2 separate regions of the Homo sapiens genome follow, and region 2 is linked to region 1. Evidence: read pairs that join two places in POLR2A ChIA-PET (ENCODE). Cell type or tissue: Caco-2. All regions are shown on one strand. Links, peaks and the distances in the headings refer to the core of each region. The heading gives the core; the rest is flanking DNA.

Region 1 (2,806 bases), core at 174-2,673:
CAGTACGTGCTACATTGGATCTGTGAAGATAAAGTGAGTGAATAGGCTCTTTAAGATGCCCCAGAATAAGAAAGGAACTTCCACTCGGGGTTGAGAGCCATTATATACCCTCTATCCCTCATTGAATCTTCATGTCTACCCCATTTTACCACTGAGTAAACTGAGGCCCAGAAAGGGGGAGTGGCTTACCATGTTCACATGGTGAGTTCCCAGCAGGCCCATGGACTTTCCTCTGCAGCCTGCAGCTTCTTCTCCAGCACTGTTTGCATGTGCACGCGCACACAAACACACACACACACCCGAACAGGGAGCTCATCACCCCTGAGGCCACCCCTTTTATGATCCGGCGTCTCTGAGTGGTTAGAGTAGCCTGAAGTTCACCACCCTGTGCCTTCATTCAGATAACTGTGCACTGAGGGCGTTGGCCAGGCCAGATGCCCTCCAGGGTCCCGCTTTGAAGAACATGACCACACACTCCCCCTCCCCAAGTCATTTCTTCCCACGCCCAGAATTGGGAGAATTTCAGTCCAAGCCAGTGGTCACAGGCCTAGCCACTGAATGAGTGAAGACAGAAGACCTCAGCCTGCAAGGAAGTGGGGGAGCTGGACAAGGGAGGTCTCCTAGCAGCCCCTCATGTCCAAATCTGCCTCTCCTGCCCCAGGTCAGCGACTGGATGGAGCAGGAAGGAAGGCGGTGCCTGCAATCACTGACCCCCAAGGATGGAAGTTTGGAGACAGTGGAGAAAGCCCACGCAGAATTTGAGAACTTCTTCCTCCAGGCTGCAGTGCGTTCCAGACAACAGAGGAGCAGGACTGGAGCAGATGGAGAGGGCGTTAGAGGGGGTGGCACTGCCAGGGCAAAGCTGTGGAGGTGGGAAAGAGCAAGAAAAGTTCCAGAGACAGTGAGGGAACCAGCTTGGATTGCAGAGTTCAGCTGAGATGTTATCTCCCCCAGAGATTCTTACCAGATGGCCAAGCCCAAAGAATATTCTGAATCCCCCAGAGGGTTTCTTAAAATGCAGTTTCCAGGGCCCCATCCTAGACCTAATAACTCAGCCTCACAGAGCCGGGGGTTGGAGGGCAGGGAAGCTGCATCAACGTGATGCGATGTGACAAGGCTCTGGACCACAGGGTGATTCAGCCCCGTATCAGCGCTCAGGAATTCTCAGGCCAGTGGGGAGCGGGGGCGGGGGCGGGGACAAACAGGGAAGCGCACAGTAAGGGAGAATGTGGGGACTCAGAGCAGGAGCCTTTGGAGTCAGAGAAGTTTTCCAGAAGGAACATCTAAGCAGAGCCCGGCTAGGCAAAGTGAACTGCCATGGCGAGGGCCTGGAGACTTCCAGAAGCGTGATAACTGCTCTTAATTGTTCAACCCTCACCAGGAGCTAAGCCCTGTGAGGTGGGTGCTATTAGGGTCCCCATTCTACAGATGAGGAAACTGAAGCTCAGGAAGTCTCCTGGCTCGCCAGCAAGGCAGCTGGAGGTTGCTGACCTCCGAGGGAGGCCCCAGCCAAGGTGGGTGCTGAGTGGGCGCCCCCTCCTCTCCCCTCTCAGGCCCAGTACCGCCGAGGCCTGGAGCTGTCCAAGCAGGCCGCTCAGCTGGGAGCTACAGCCAGAGGGGCTGGGGAGGCAGAACGTGCAGAGTTCCCAGAGCTGGCAGCCTTTGCCTCTACCCAGCGGGCCTTCCAGGCTGAGCTGACCCACTTTTACATGGCGGCCGAGCGGCAACGCACGGACCTCGAGACGCTGCTCCACCTGCACCGCTTCTGCAAGAGGGTGAGCCCCGCGGCCCACCTGCACAGATACCCCCCGATCCCCTGGCTGGGGCTATGGTGGGGACAGGGATACCTAGACACAGCCCCATGGCCTGACTGCATAGACACCGCCCCCATCCCTTGGATACCTAGACACAGCCCCCCCCCACCCACTTGCACAGACACCACCCCCATCCCCTGGCTGGGGGCACAGCAGGGACAGGGATACCCAGACACAGTCGGAGGCTCATCGTGATTCACTCCCCAAGTCTTGTAACAGGAAAAAAACAGAGGAAGGGGAAGAGCTGAGATTTGAACATAGATGTGTCTGTGGTACCCCGTGACATGCCTTATATGCTTCCCCAAAGAGAAGAGAAATGACGACAGATCCCTTCACCAAGCAGGCTTGACCATGGTGAGGATGAGGGGTTGTTGGGAGGGGAGTGCACATTTCTGAGTGTGTACACCATGCCAGACCTCCTGTGAGCACTTCACACACCTTACTTGACTTCATTCTTATCCATACCTCTTTGATGACAGGGAACCAATGTTGTTCCCATTTTACAGATGAGAAAACTGCCCAAAGAGGGCAGTGGTGAAGGATGATTTGATTTAGGAGCTGCCACCTGTCCTAAATTCATGTAGCCAAATCTCTCTTTAAAAAAAAATTATGGGAAAACTGAGGTCTGTGGGGACAAAGGAGCAGCCTGGGAGAGTGTGGTCCAGCTGGGACAGGGACCCCCATGGCTGGCCCAGACCCAGTGCCCTTGGCTGCCCCTTGCACTTGTCACCAAGGACAAAGCATGAGAAAGACCTGACCCCAGCCTCCCAGCTGTCAGGCCAGCCCCACGTGCAGGCCACAGCGATCACAGGCTGCTTCAGAGGGCAGCAGGAGGGACTCTGGTCAACTCACGCCTGGGGCCCTGGGAGGACAGGGCACTCTCTGTCTCCTTGGGACAGTGGGCAAGGGAGGCAGATGTTGGCAGTGGCAGCAAAGGGCTCCCCCAGTTCCAGCTGTGTACAGTTAAGAGCACGATACAGGCGGAATCCGAG
Region 2 (2,806 bases), core at 79-2,578, 190 kb before region 1:
TAGACTTTAAAAAAGTTGCAAAAGTAGCACAAAGAATTCCTGAATACCTTTCACCAAGATTACAAATATACACATAAAGAAAAAAACAGGGCCGGGCGCAGTGGCTCACGCATGTAATTCCAACACTTTGGGAGGCCAAAGCGGGTGGATCACGAGGTCAGGAGATCAAGACCATCCTGCCTAACACGGTGAAACCCCGCCTCTACTAAAAATACAAAGAAAAAAAAAAAAGTTAGCCAGGCATGGTGGCACGCGCCTGTAGTCCCAGCTACTTGGGAGGCTGAGGCAGGAGAATTGCTTGAACCTGGGAGGCGGAGGTTGCAGTGAGCCGAGATCATGCCACTGCACTCCAGCCTGGGCAACAGAGTGAGACTCTGTCTCAAAAAAAAAAAAACAAAAAACAAAACAAAACAAAAATATATATTGACATATATGTACACACATAGAAACATATAAACATGTATATACGTATTTCCCCCTGAAGTGTTTGTGAGTCAAATGCAGACTTGTTGGCCCTTTACCCCTTAATACTTCAGTGTGCATTCTTTAAAAGCAAGGACATTCTCCTATATACCATTATACTATAATTGTACAAATATAGCACAATTGGTACAAATTAATACAAATATGCAAATATAGTAAAATTATCAAAATCATGAAATTAACATTGGTACAATACTATTATCTAATGATCAGACCATATTCAGATTTTGTCAATTTTCCCACAATGTCCTATATAACAAAACAAAATCTCTGATCACCTCCTGCATTCATTTGCCCTGTCTCTGAGTCTCCTTGAGTCGGTAACATTTCCCCAGACTTTCTTTGTATTTCGTGACCTCGACATTTTTTAAGAGTGAAGGCTAGTCACGTCGTAGAAAGTTCCTCTTTGGGTTTGACTGATGTTTCCTCATGGTTAGATTTGGGTTAGGCGTTTTGGGCAGGAGCACCACGGTGACCTACACACTGCATCACAGTCTTGTGCACATTTTTGTTGACAACTTTATTTATTTATTTTATTTACGTTTTTTTGAGATGGAGTCTCACTCTGTCGCCCAGGCTGGAGTACAGTGGCACGATCTCAGCTCACTGCAACCTCCGCCTCCTGGGTTCAAGCGATTCTCCTGCCACAGCCTCCCGAGTAGCTGGGATTACAGGCATGTGCCACCACGCCCGGCTAATTTTTGTGTTTTTAGTAGAGACGGGGTTTCACCATGTTGGCCAGGCTGATCTTGAACTCCTGACCACCTTGGCCTCCCAAATGCTAGGATTTACAGGCATGAGCCACTGCGCCTGGCCTGTTGACAACTTTAAATGGGGTTTCCAGATGGGGGGAAGGTAAGGAATTACTGAACGACTTACATGAGAACATACACCCTGAGGGACTTGATAAACATGTGAATCCTCCAAACCTGCTGAGTCGTACCTCTGAGAGTGTGCCTAAGAACTTGCAGGGTTCACCAGCATACTAGGTGACCAGTTGTCTACAGTGTTCCTTCCAGCTGTGACATTCCCAGGCGTGGCCAAAAGATGGCGCTGCAGACTGCACTTTCAACGGAGTTTCCTTTCTGGAGAAACAGCTGGGCTTTGGTGAATTCAAGCTCACATCTACCAGGAACACTTGGTACCTCCTGTTTGCTCCTTGGAACCGGGCCTTTCCCACCGCTATCCTCCTATCACTTCATAGTGACTTTTCTGGATGCCCCAGGACCTCACAGGAGTTAGAATTCACTTTGGGGTTCCTAAGCCAGAGATGATTCACTCTGCAAGGTGAAGAGAAAACCCCTCCCAGTTTTCTGAAGAGCAAACCAAGAACTGTTAAAATAGTAATAGGCCAGTCACAGTGGCTCATGCCTGTAATCGCAGCACTTTAGGAGCTGAAGCAGGAGGATCACTTGAGCCCAGGAGTTCCAGACCAGCCTGGGCAACATAGGAAGACCCCATTTCTTTTTTTTTTTTTTTAGTATTTATTGATCATTCTTGGGTGTTTCTCGGAGAGGGGGATTTGGCAGGGTCATAGGACAATAGTGGAGGGAAGGTCAGCAGATAAACAAGTGAACAAGGGTCTCTGGTTTTCCTAGGCAGAGGACCCTGCGGCCTTCCGCAGTGTTTGTGTCCCTGGGAACTTGCGATTAGGGAGTGGTGATGACTCTTAAGGAGCATGCTGCCTTCAAGCATCTGTTTAACAAAGCACATCTTGCACTGCCCTTAATCCATTTAACCCTGAGTTGACACAGCACATGTTTCAGAGAGCACAGGGTTGTGGGTAAGGTTATACATTAACAACATCCCAAGGCAGAAGAATTTTTCTTAGTACAGAACAAAATGGAGTCTCCTACGTCTACTTCCCTCTACACAGACACAGCAACGATCTGATTTCTCTATTTTTTCCCCACGTTTTCCCCTTTTCTATTCGACAAAACTGCCATTGTTATCATGGCCCGTTCTCAATGAGCTGTTGGGTACACCTCCCAGACGGGGTGGCTGCCGGGCAGTGGGGCTCCTCACTTCCCAGACGGGGCAGCCAGGCAGAGGCGCCCCCTACCATCCAGACGGGGCGGCGGCCGGACGGGGGCTGCCCCCCACCTCCCCGATGGGGCGGCTGGCGGGGGGGGGCTGCCCCCCACCTCCCTCCAGGATGGGGCGGCTGGCCGGGGGGGCGGGGCTGCCCCCCACCTCCCGGACAGGGCGGCTGCTGGGCGGAGACGCTCCTCAATTCCCAGACGGGGCGGCTGCCGGGCGGAGGGACTCCTCACTTCACAGACAGGGCGGCTGCTGGGTGGAGGGGCTCTTCACTTCTCAGACG

What was found. ChIA-PET counts read pairs that join two places held together with the same protein. Peaks named below come from ENCODE experiments on the same cell type or tissue, not always from the same donor. Only the 100,000 strongest peaks of a DNase experiment are listed, where the experiment ranks them.
Region 2: POLR2A ChIA-PET joins it to region 1 with 10 read pairs; 2 of 35 experiments call an interaction of 5 or more read pairs at or near these places.

The regions. Positions count from the first base shown.
Region 1 is chr20:38,216,222-38,219,027 of GRCh38, reverse strand. It overlaps KIAA1755, which reads left to right. Exons shown (of 14, transcript NM_001029864.2): 12 at 662-784; 13 at 1,554-1,775. Among named protein-coding and RNA genes, the nearest start is that of KIAA1755, 43 kb to the left of the region's middle. RefSeq lists an enhancer at 314-1,513. In Caco-2, for the core only: no CTCF peak of the experiment used is centred there; a DNase peak (open chromatin) is centred at 1,167.
Region 2 is chr20:38,407,494-38,410,299 of GRCh38, reverse strand. No RefSeq gene overlaps it. Among named protein-coding and RNA genes, the nearest start is that of SNORA71B, 16 kb to the left of the region's middle. In Caco-2, for the core only: a CTCF peak has its summit at 1,535 (motif pointing right); a DNase peak (open chromatin) is centred at 1,529.